Linked DNA regions of Mus musculus: region 2 is linked to region 1. Evidence: chromatin contacts called from ENCODE Hi-C or POLR2A ChIA-PET data. All regions are on one chromosome and are shown on one strand. The core of a region is the stretch at or near the end of the contact, and the rest is flanking DNA. Distances in the headings are between cores, read along the strand shown. Region 1 holds the start of Car5b (carbonic anhydrase 5b, mitochondrial). Region 2 holds the start of Siah1b (siah E3 ubiquitin protein ligase 1B).

Region 1 (6,041 bases), core at 2,379-4,878:
ATGGATGATTTCTGATGGCACTGGCAGCAGAGCACAGGATGGGTAGAAGTAGGAAGAGGAGAGCCAGACGAGTCAAGGAGGAGGTGAGTACTTCAGTCATCCTTCGTTCATTTTTAGTTTCTTCAATAGAGTAACTGAATATCTTTTAAATGCCAGACACTCTTCTAGGCTCAGGGGAAGAAAGCAAAGATCCTACCCCTGTGAAGCTTAGGTTTTAGGGAGAAACAGCTAGTAAACAAGTCGTGTGTAGTCGTCAGTTATAGCTTCTATTCAAGTACATTCAATGAACTATATGGATCAGGACATAGTGAATCTGGAGTGCCACTGGACTGGGAGTGTTATATTTGGCCTAATTGACAAGGTGACATTTGAGATAAGGACTGAAAGGGGTCTCTACCCTTATTTGTTAAATAGCTATCTAAAGAAAGGGATTCTAAGTAAACAAAGTGTTTGTGGGAAGATCCAAAAGTAGGAACAACCCTGCCATATTGAAGGGGGCTAACAGAGCCAAAGCAAAGTGACTAGAAAAGACAAACAAGCAATGAGCCAATGAGATGCAGAGGCAACGGGTGTCACCTACTTCTAGACCATAATAATGGCTCTTTCTCTAAACCAAAGCTTCCCAAACATGGCATTGTTAACCAGAAGACTTCTGGTTTCTAGGGGCCGTCCTGTGAATTGTGGAGTGTTTATCTGTATCTATACTATCTAGGCTTCAGTAGAAACTACTAGCACCTACACCAGAGTTAGAAAAACAAAAATATCTCTATACATTGCCAGATGGTGGAAAAAGTTGTTCCAAGTTGAGAACAGTACTCTCAGGGAAATGGGGGCAAAAATGGGGATTTTTTTTGTCCTAAAGAAGAGCAAATCTGATATATATATACACGGGGTGGGGGGAGGGAGTCACTTACTGTTACCTAGTAAAAGTTGCTTGCTGGGCGTGGTGGCGCACACCTTTAATCCCAGCACTCGGGAGGCAGAGGCAGGCGGATTTCTGAGTTCGAGGCCAGTCTGGTATACAGTGTGAGCTCCAGGACAGTCAGGGCTACACACAGAAACCCTGTCTCGAAAAACAAAACAAAACAAAACAAAAAACAAAAAACAAAAGTTGCCTTGGAGCTGGGTATGTTACACATCTATAATCCCAGAACTTGGGAAGCTGAGGCAGGAGGATCATGGTGAGTTTGTGGTCAGTCTGGGCTGCATAGCAAATGACAGGCCAATCAGAGTTAAAACAAACCAAAAAAAAAAATCAAACAAACAATAGTCACACACTGGTCAAGGGTGCTAGGAGTGTAGCTCAGTGGTAGACTGCTATTTTGACATTAGAAGGAAGGCAGTAGGGCCTACCCTCGATGAACAAATAGAAGGAGGCATCAAGAGTGTCCAGTTGGCAGAATAAGAATTAATCCTTGAACAGAGAAACAGAACCTGGCATGAGAAACAAGGAAACATGGCGGTCTTACCATCTATTGCACTCAATTGGAGACATCAAGGGGAGAGCCAAGAGGAAAGCTCCAGGGTAGTTGGCAACCTGGTTCTGGTGCCCAGGAGCCATTACAAAGCTAGACACACACACAAAACTCCAAGAGGTACAGGTGTACCAAGGCAGGCTGGCAGAAAGGGACAATTAAGGGTGCACCTGCCCACAAGGGAATGATGAGTCCAGAAAGAACTGAAAACCGTTGGTCGGGTGTGAACAGAGTTCGAAGAAAATCGAAATAAGTAGAAACTCATCTTAATTACCACTAGGCTACACTACCTATAACAATACTTGAATTTGTTTTAATGTTCAAGTCTAGGGTCAATCCCTTCTGTTAAACTGAAAGTAAATTTCTTGAGAGTTGGTTATTTATAACTTACTTACTGAACTCATACTGTCCAATCTGTTAAACAGTAAATAAAGTTGAACTATCAAACATACCACATCTTAGTGATCTACCACCACTTATTACTGTGTTTCCCGAAAAATGCACCCATGCTCCCATTTGCTCAGAGAGCTGTATCAATGTGCCACGGGGAAGCTAAGCTTTCCACACATATGTTCCCTTTGCCAGCGCTGATTCTTCACGTAGCCCCTTGGATTTTATTGACAGGTCTGATGCTTTGCTAACTTAGAAATGTGTGCAAGGAGAAAGAAGTGTGAAAAGCTACTAAAGAATCATTGATGAATTGGGAATTTACTGTGATAGGTTGTGTGAACTCTGCCTGATTAAACTTTCTCTGTGCAAAACAGACAGCAGAAAGAAAATGTACTCTGAATAAAGGTTACAATCACATGGAAAGAAACTGTGTGTTTCTCATCAGATTGACTCCTGATTTCAAAAGGAAGCAGGCCTTTTGCAACTCCTCAAATCTGAATTAGAGATTATCTTGCCAAATCTTGATGGAGAAAGCTCAGCTTCCTCCTCTCACCCACTTCTTCCCTGGGAGCATGACTCCCATCTGAGAGTGGTACCCTTACTCCTTGGCCTTTCAAGGCCTTCCAGCCTAATTTTAAAGGTTGTGAATTAAGGATGAAACTCCTAAGAATAAGAAAGGTTTTCTGCATCCAACATACCTGTGAACATCAGCTACTCAGGGCAATGTGCGGGGACTGCTCAGGGATCCATGGCAGTTTCTCTCACAAGAAAAAAAAATGGAGCTTACTTCTGTTCTGTTCCTAATCTAGCTAGGTCTTTAAACAGCAGCATGTAAAGATACCAGATTACCAACAAAGGAGACCAGGAAGTGGAAGGCAAAGTGGTTTTTCAATGGCTGAGAAGGCACAAGTTGTCCGGAACCAAGGTGTGCCCATTAGTGCCCAATGTTTCTCAAACATAAAAAGGGAGGGCACTGAAATTAATATCAAAAGGTTGCCAACCAGCCCCGGGGTCAGAAATACTTAACAAAGAATGTCGCACGCAAACTAGAACAGCCACCAACCATTCTATATTTTGGAGGTACCTCTCCTCTAGGTCTAGGGCGGGGCACAAAAAAAGTTAAGGCCAAAGTGAAAACGTTTCTGATTTCTGCAAACAGTGCTGTGACAGTGCTCCACAGCCTGGGGATGGCTGTGAGCCTGTCCCCAGCTCCAGGCTAAGTGGGGGTGGGGATGAAGAAGAAACACCAGAGGGAGAGTCTTAACTGTGCCTCAGTTTCTACGCAGTCTCAGAACTGGTAGCTTTTACCCATGTCTCCAGCTGTTTTTTTGTTTTATTTTGTTTTTTTTTAAACAGGCTGAACTTTTTTTTTAACTTAGATTCAACCAACTCAGGCAACATGCCCTCACAAGGGACTGCTCCTCCCATGCGCCCCCACCCCCACCCCCCAATTCTCTCAAGTGAAAAAAAATGTGAAGGATTCTGGGGACTCTGAATAGTAGAGAAAGGGGGCTAGGGCAGAGAGGACCAAGCCTAGTCAGGCCCGCTGGAACTGAGGCAAGACTGGCAGAACCAACAGCTGTCACTGCCGGATCTGTGGGGTGGAGGGTTCGGAGAAGAGTTGCGGTCCTCTCTGGATCTTTCCAACCTCCCTGAGGTTCCCACTCCGCTCGGCTGCCCATCCTTACCTGGACGTTTTTCTCCGTTTCTCCAACAGCACTTAACAAGTGCCACTGGCAAGTTAGCTTCCCAGGACCAGCTACTGGCTACTGTCCATCAAGGCCTCGCCCCTTGGCGCCCGTGCCACGCCTCCCAGAAGCCACGCCCCCAGCTCTTCAAGCACTGCTAGAGCCATTGGGACCGCCCTAATCCCGCCCCATTTAGACCTGGCGTGCCTCTGCTCTCTGGCCTAACAGACCACTTCTAACTTAAGCCACGCCCCTCAGCCCGAGCCACGCCTCTGAGTTCCTTCAGAACGGGATGGGGGGGGGGGGGAGGAGGAGAACCTCCTAACCCGGTCAACCCTGCTCCCTTCTCTGCTTGCCACAGGCAACGTTTCTGGGATAAAAGTAACAATTCTTGGATAAAATCTGACTGCTGGCCTAAAAGCCTGGTCTAAAAAGTGTCTTTCCTTAAGTTTCATCCATCTCAGAATATCATGATTTTGACAAGCTAGGGCCAGGTGACCCCCAGCGAAAGAAATGCTGGATACATTTTTTCCCATTACCATTCAGCTCAATTTACCCAAGTTTCTAAACATCCTTTGAACTTGAACTGTGGGTTCATGGTCCTTCCAGCCAGTTTGTAAATCCTTCTAAAACTGGACTGGGGCTGGAGAGATGGCTCAGTGGATAAGAACACTGACTATTCTTCCAGAGGACCTGGATTTAACTCCCAGCAACCACATGGCAGCTCATACCTGTCTAACTAGCTCCAATTCAAGGCCTTCTGACACCCTCATATAGACATACATGCAGACAAAACACCAATCAACATAAAAAAATAAAAATAAAATACAAAAAGGTAATTAAAAGAAAAGCAGGACTGTGACATTGTGTTCTAGCCCGCCGGCCTTATCTGACTTTAAATGCAAGGCAGAGGCAGAGGCAGAGGCAGAGGCAGAGGCAGAGGCAGAGGCAGAGGCAGAGGCAGAGGCAGAGGCAGAGGCAGAGGCAGAGGCAGAGGCAGAGGCAGAGGCAGAGGCAGAGGCAGAGGCAGAGGCAGAGGCAGAGGCAGAGGCAGAGGCAGAGGCAGAGGCAGAGGCATCAAACAGTCTCCAGTCTTTCCTGTAGTCTCTTACAGATGATTTTTCTTAGGTGACCAGCACCATCTTGCTATATTGAGACTGATTGTTTTGACACTAAACTAACTGAAACTCTGGTTGTGACTCAGTGCTCTGAGAGTATATATTCAGTTATCCTTCCTCCTTCAAGTCTCCCCACCCCAAAAAATGTGGAGAAGTTACAACCAGCTTGCTGCCCTTGTACTTAAGTCCCTGACTCATTCATTCAAATCACATTTACGGTGTAGATACTCCTCTGGCAAACAAGACAAACCTCAAGGTGCTGATGGTTGGATGTTGCCCCAACTCAGGTTGGGATGTGACAACCCCTCCCCCCCAAAAAAGTCAAAAGGGAAGATGTAGCAAGGAGTTGGTAGGTGAAGAGCATTTAATAGTCACAGTTCCTTCTCCTCCTCGATGCCATGAACATGCACTTCTTTCCTTAAAATATTTTTTTTCAGATTAAAAAATTTTTTGTGTGCTTGAGTGTTTTGTAAATATATATATATATATGTATATATATATATATATATGTAAATACACACACACACACACACACCCCATATGTATGCCTGGTACCCATGGAGGTCAGAAGACAGTGTTGGAGCCCCTAGAACTGGAAGTATGGATGGTTATGAGCTGCCATGTGGGTGCTGGAACCAAACCCTGGTTTTCTGCAAGACCAGAGAGTGACCTTAACCTCTGAGCCATCTCTCCAGCCACTGAAAATACATTTCTTTAAAAAAGCTTTCAGGTATCTCGAACAAGAGACAAACTAGTTTATCTTAAAACAAAACAAAACAAAACAAAAAACATCACATCTATAGCCTACTGCTAATGATAATTAGTTTTTAAAGCAACTTTGGCTACAAATAGAGCAATACATAACAAAACTGAACATCTATCACTTTCTGTTCACAGTACAAGCATGTATGCATCTCAAATCACACTTTAGTTGGGCAGTGGTGGCGCACACCTTTAATCCCAGCACTTGGGAAGCAGAGGCAGGTGAATTTCTGAGTTCGAGGCCAGCCTGGTCTAAAGAGTGAGTTCCAGGACAGCCAGGGCTACACAGAAAAACCCTATCTTGAAAAAGAAAAAAATTCAAATCATATTTTAGTGCATATACAGTAACATGCATTGAATTTCTCACTTCACTGGTCTTCTCTATCCCATTAGGAAGAATGTTACTGGGTAGCAAACACAGAAAGACACCTTATAGTACTTAGTACATTTAGTTCATACAACAAATCCCTCATAAATCTTTAGTGAGTACCTACTTTTTCACATGTACACAAAGACACAATTTCTGTCCTCATGGCTATATGATTTGCTGGCGGGCTGTACTTCTTCACATCCCAATAGTAAAAACACTATGATCGCACATCAGTTCT
Region 2 (6,041 bases), core at 2,618-5,117, 48 kb after region 1:
GCCCTGCTTCACTTCTTTCTAAAGGTACAGGGACCATAAGCATTACCAATCACTGGAGTAACATTACATTTCTACCATTCCCATTCTAGCTCATATGTGTCATAGCTCATTAATAGCAAAGGACAGTTTATCTCCCCACAGTTTAGGACCTTATGCCTCATTTCTTTTCTAGGTGACTAGGAATTTCGTTAGTAACTAACATATGCAAGCCGTTAAATTCAAGTCAGAATAGTCACCAGTTATAGTCTCTTATCTAAGAAAACAGCAGGCAACAATCTTAGTTTACAACCAAAGATTCCATTCAGCAAGCAGAAATATAAGCACAGTGCTCAGGGATGGCCTGAAATGCTGGTTTCTGAATAAACTACCACCTCTTAGTAATGCTGCTTTCAACAAGTCAGATGTGAACATCTGAAGAAGAATGTTAACGATATGTTGACAATCCTCTTACTTGAAACAGCAGTCAACATTGAGTTCTGAGCTGTGGGAACTAGCAAAGGGTTTTGCACTTTACCTATTTTTTTTTTTTTTGAGACAGGGTTTCTCTGTGTAGCTCTGGCTGTTCTGGAACTCACTTTGTAGACCAGGCTGGCCTCGAACTCAGAAATCTGTCTCCCCAGTGCTGGGATTAAAGGCATGAGCCACCACGCCCAGCGCACTTTACCTTTTTTTAAGGTTCCACATTCTTGGTCATTCTAGGTCTTGAGTGTACACCTGGTCTTCCCCTGTCAATGAAGTTGCCAGAAACAGTGAGTATTACCAAGGGTGCATTATCACTAGAGGACATATACTCAGGAGCGCAGCAAAGACCATAATATTTCCTGGGTAGAAATAGGTTGAGACAGTGTAGATAGCATCCTGAAAGCTCAATCAAGGCCTACTGTACATTATTTTTTTTCAAAACAATTTAGAAATATGAACATGGCTTACAGTATGGGAAGTCAATCAAATCAAGTTCCGCATCTGTGGGCCACTATTTTTGTTTTCTTGGTTAGGACCAAACCCAGCAAACAATCCTAATATGAACATTGCGATTTCAGGCCTTCAGCTTTTAACTTCCATACATAAAACCAAATCATAATAATAACCTGCAGAAAGAAAAGTCCCACTCACAAAAACATTAGTAACTAGATGAACATGACCTTTTAAGCCTAAGCACATCAAGTGCGAGTGTTCTGAATAACCAGGCGAGGGAGGGTGTAGGCATAACCAGCAGCCAGGAATGTATTTTGGTCAGGGCTAATTCCTTTCAGTGAAACTACAATCAATGCTGGAGAAAAGAAACTGCCAGTGGCAGTGTGTTCATGATGCACTTTCAAGCCTCGGGTGGAACTAACCTAGCACTAGTAATGAGTTTCCTCTCCTACATGAATTAATAAACTGCAAAGAAGTTGAGAAACCCTTAGAGCAAAGTAATGTTCAAAAACACTAATTCATTGTCAATAGTGGATACATATTAATCATTTAAAAGATATTAGACATTTCATTAAACTCATCAAGATCACATATACACAAGTCTTGTCTCCGTGGTTTTCTAACAACATCATCCTTCTCAGGGGAGGTCTGGACATGTCTTGAGACCCTTTTGAATGTGATCAGGGGAGGTCTGGACATGTCTTGAGACCCATTTTAGTGTGATCATTTGGGGGAAGGTGCTATTGAGAGGTCAGAAATGCCCTTTAATAGCTACAGGGCTCAGGAAGATGCACACAATGGAGAATAATTAAGTCCTGGAGCTGAGGTGGCTCCATGGTCAAAGGCTCTTCCAGAGGACCTGAGTGAGTTCCAGTCTCAGTGCCATGGCAGGCTGCTCCTACCTGCCTGTGACTCGAGCTCCAGGTGACCCAGCAGCCTCTTTCTACTTTAGTGGACTCATGCAGAAGCCTACACACATACCCATAGTTAAAACTAAAATTATTATCTCCTATTATAATTACTCCCTTCTGCCTGGCATTATCAGGACCTGGATATTGTTGGGATTCAGGAGTCACCCCACAAACCACATGAACACCAACCTCAGTCAAACAGGGATGGTTTATTAAACAACACACCGTAGGACTGACTGACACAGCTCAGACTTTGGGAACTATGACCCCAAACATTTCTCAGGGCCAGCTTATAAAGGCTAAAACAACTAAAACCACAATGAGCTCATATGCCAATGTTGGAAGTCACATAACAGTTCTTTAATTTGATAGGTCCTACTGGTGAAGCTTATAGTTGTGGAATTTCTTAAGATTAACAAACGTCATAACCTCGGAACATAACAAGGTATGTGGTCAGCATGACCCTGCTTTGAGTCAAGTTATTTTTCTGTGTTAATGACTGGTACCCATATTACTGCAACAATATGAAATAGCTGGCAGGCATGGAACAAAATGTCTACAGCTATGTTACGGCAGGAGACCTCAACAGACATAACTTACAGGAAAGGACTAGAGAGGGATGTGAGAAAAACCATCTTCTAATTCACTCCATTTTCCATGTTCACAGCAAGGCACACACTTACACACCATCCAGCTAGAATTAACCCTGAACTGCTTGAAAATGTTAAAAATCTAACCTCTGGACAGGTTGAGATCCACAGAAATAAACAGAAGTATAGAGACCTGCCTTATCAAAAAAAGACGACCTCAAACAGGCCACACTAGACTCTGAGATAGTTGACACTGGTTGCAACTCTCTCTCCGTTTCTGCATAACTTCAGCATGCTTAAAGTTTCAAAAAGAAAAGCTTTGTTGTGCATACTAGTCATGCTCACAGTTCTTCGGGCACACACATGCCAACCAAACTTTTGGATAGCAAAGGGGAGATTGGCAGACTTACAGTCCAGAAAGCAGGAGAAAAAGCAACCGTGGTTTTCAGAAGAGATTATTCAAACTAAGGTGTACACATTCAAATTATTTCTCAAGCTTTTTCAGGAAAAGACAAACGAGGTGGAGTTATACTTACAAGTTTCCAGCAGCTTCAGTCCAGTAGCCAGCCCTTAATGCCTGCTGTCATCCGGATCCCAGGCACTATTTTGAAGTTCCTGGTCTCTCGATCTGGAGTAGGGCACAAAAGAAAAAAAAAAAAAAGATGTTAAGAACTTGAGAAGTGGAGACGGGTCAGACTTGTGTTCCCGACACTACTGTGCTACCAATGCCCACCCTGGAGGGTGGCGTTATCCGTCCCCCCCCCCCCCAATCCGGATGAGTTCCAGCGTCTTCAGCCTCGGTGTCTAGAAATGCAGTCGCCCCATCTCCAAACCGGATCCAATCCCCAGGGGTTAGTTAGTGACCCTGTACTGACGAGAGCGCCCTGGGAAGCCGGTTCCTGGGGGAAGCTCGAGTAGCCCCTCCGTTATACTCTCGGACCTACATCTTTCGGGTCTCCCCGGACCAAGGTACCTCAAGACAGTGCGTGTAAAGGCCAAAGGGGTAGTCCTTGTCCCCACAGACAGGCCCTGCGACCCCGCGGCCGCGGTCACACACAGTCGCCCATCCTTACCGAATTCAACCTCCGCGCGGGCTCCCGGCACGAGGCTGCCAGCCTATGAGGAGCTTGCTTACGCCCCCTTACCTCACGCCGCAGCCTCGCGAGACCTTGACTCCTGACCCGCCCTCTGTCTTGGGCCCAGAAACCGGAAGTCCCGCCCTCCGGTAGCTCCGGTTCCGGCTCAATCCGGCTCTGGCTCGCTCCGGCTCCGGCTCCGGCTTTCGACCGCAGCTCTACAGGGAGACCGCTGAGGAGACCCTGAGAACAGCCACAAGTGACTTGCCCAGGCCTTTGATCTCGAACAGCGGCATGCGATCACCCTTGCGCCTAAGACCACAGGCCGATTTTCGCGCTCCGCCCATGTCACCAGCCCGCCTCCATCCGTCGCTTAGACCACGCCTTTTCCTCCGGGCTGTACCACTAGCTCCTTCTTATGGGTGATGCCGTTACCATGGTGCCGAAGCCTGGCTGGGTCACGTCACGTCACGTCCCCTCTTTCGTTAGACTTTCTTATTGGCCTATCAGAGCTTGGCTTGAGAGCAAGCTATGAGCCCGCCTCTCAAAGAGACCTCTTTTCCCCTGCAAGCATATTTTACTGCTTTAAGTCTAAGACACCTCAGAGGTTCCCTAATCACCTACCGTGGCCTTCACCTTGGCCGCCCCTCTCTCGCCAGATCGAGTGTCTCTCTTGAAAAAGGATACCCCAAAGTCCCTCTTGAAAACAGTCCAAATTCTAGATGCTAAATAAATAAATAAATAAAAAGTAAAGTAATGACACTTTTATTTTTTCGTGTTTCTGCCAGTGGTAATTTATGAGCAGAAACCGATGGGAAACAAAACTGCTTGCCCAGTGGTGGGGTTCAGTGGTGGAACTGAAACCTCGCAATTCCTTTTCGTGCCTTTTTTTTTTTTTTTTTTTTTTTTTTGGTTTTTCGAGACAGGGTCTCTCTGTGTAGCCCTGGCTATCCTGGAACTCACTTTGTAGACCAGGCTGGGCCTCGAACTCAGAAATCTGCCTGCCTCTGCCTCCCAAGTGCTGGGATTAAAGGTGTGCGCCACCATGCCCGGCTTTTTCGTGCCCTTTTAATGAGACCTGGGGAGCCAACCCAGTGTTTCTTCCAGCCTCTCACTCAGCAGGCTTTAAATTTTAGACAGGTACGTGGAGGAAGCACACTGCCCTTCTAGTTCTTATGACTTTTTCTAGGCACCAGCTCTCCCTCATACTATGAAGCTCTCTAGACTGCACCACACTTTCATCTCTGCTTTGAAGCCCTCCACCCCTACCCCATACTCCGACATTACTCTTATAATTTGGCTCCCACAGAGACAATGCTAACCCAAAAAACTCTGAATGGGCACACAGGGAGGAAAAAAACCGTTCCATTCGCTCTTTGTTCCTACATTCAAAATCTGTGACTATATTCTGAAAGTACAAGAAGCCTGAAAGAATCTTGAAGTTCTTTGCTTCAAGGACAAGATAAATAAATAAAAAAAGATGTGATAAGAGACTGGATAGGTGGAACCAGTGCTTGGTAAGAGCTGGTGTGTTGATCCAATCGGCAGGAGTAGCTGGGAGCATGAAACCACTGGCCATTTCCATAGTAGTTACTACAGCCCTCACACAATCAAATTCTCAACAAATATTCACTGACAATATCGCCTTTTCATTTGTGTGGAGGGTTACAAGTTTCCCCTCCATCACACAAAGATTAGTTCCATGTGTCAGCAGTCACGATTTTGTGATCACTTTAAAATATGAGTTTCCCTCTCCTCCACTTTCCACCCTTGTGTGGCTTGAAGACAGTGTGTGTATGCACAGGGTAACAATCCTGACCTTAGACGAGCACAGAGTAAAGAACAGGTTTTTGGTGTGTGTGTGTGTGTGTGTGTGTGTTTTGAGACAGGGTTTCTCTGTGTAGCCAGGCTTCAAATTCAGCTATTCACCTGCCTCTGCAGTCCAAGTGCTAGAACTACAGGTGTCTGCCCCCACCTCCAGTTTTTTTTTTATAACTCTAAATATTTTTTTTAAGATTTATGTTACGGGTGGTTGTGAGCCACCATGTGGTTGCTGGGATTTGAACTTCGGACCTTTGGAAGAGCAGTCATGTGCTCTTACCCCCTGAGCCATCTCACCAGCCCCTCACCTCCAGTTTTAAAGAATAGGTTTTAACAAAGCATTTTTATTAAGTTCACCCTGGCCCTGAGACCCCTCATTTATTTCTCAAAATGCCATCCATGTTTTTTGTTTGTTGGTTTGTTAGTTTCTGCCTCACCCTATAAACATGACTGTTTTGAATTTGATAGCATTATTTATCCTTCATCTTTCAGAAATGACTCGAAGCAGCCTACTAAAATGTACACAACATTCTACAAGAGAAGTATTTTAAAGATTTGGACATGGGGATAAATGAGGCGAATAAATAGGCATCCAATTGCAAATCATCAGATTCAAAACAGTACTTGAAGGTGGGAAGTAGATGCGGCTCTACGTTTCTAAAAGGGCTACAGAACAGAAGAAATGAAACTTATTTTAAGGTTTTAGAGTATTCATAAAAGCCGATCAA

What was found. A loop is a pair of places that touch in the nucleus more often than their neighbours do. ChIA-PET counts read pairs that join two places held with the same protein, here RNA polymerase II (POLR2A).
Region 2: POLR2A ChIA-PET joins it to region 1 with 22 read pairs in embryonic stem cell. The contact joins the promoter of Siah1b here to the promoter of Car5b in region 1. A Hi-C loop is called at or near these places in 1 of 37 maps with a recorded cell type or tissue (gastrocnemius). POLR2A ChIA-PET finds 5 or more read pairs at or near these places in 3 of 5 experiments (Patski and embryonic stem cell).

What each region holds. Positions count from the first base shown.
Region 1 is chrX:164,024,382-164,030,422 of GRCm38, forward strand. It overlaps Car5b (carbonic anhydrase 5b, mitochondrial), which reads right to left and starts at 3,629. Exons shown (of 8, transcript NM_181315.4): 1 at 3,554-3,629.
Region 2 is chrX:164,072,626-164,078,666 of GRCm38, forward strand. Siah1b (siah E3 ubiquitin protein ligase 1B) reads right to left here and starts at 3,868. Exons shown (of 4, transcript NM_001308385.1): 1 at 3,562-3,868; 2 at 2,953-3,044; 3 at 665-725.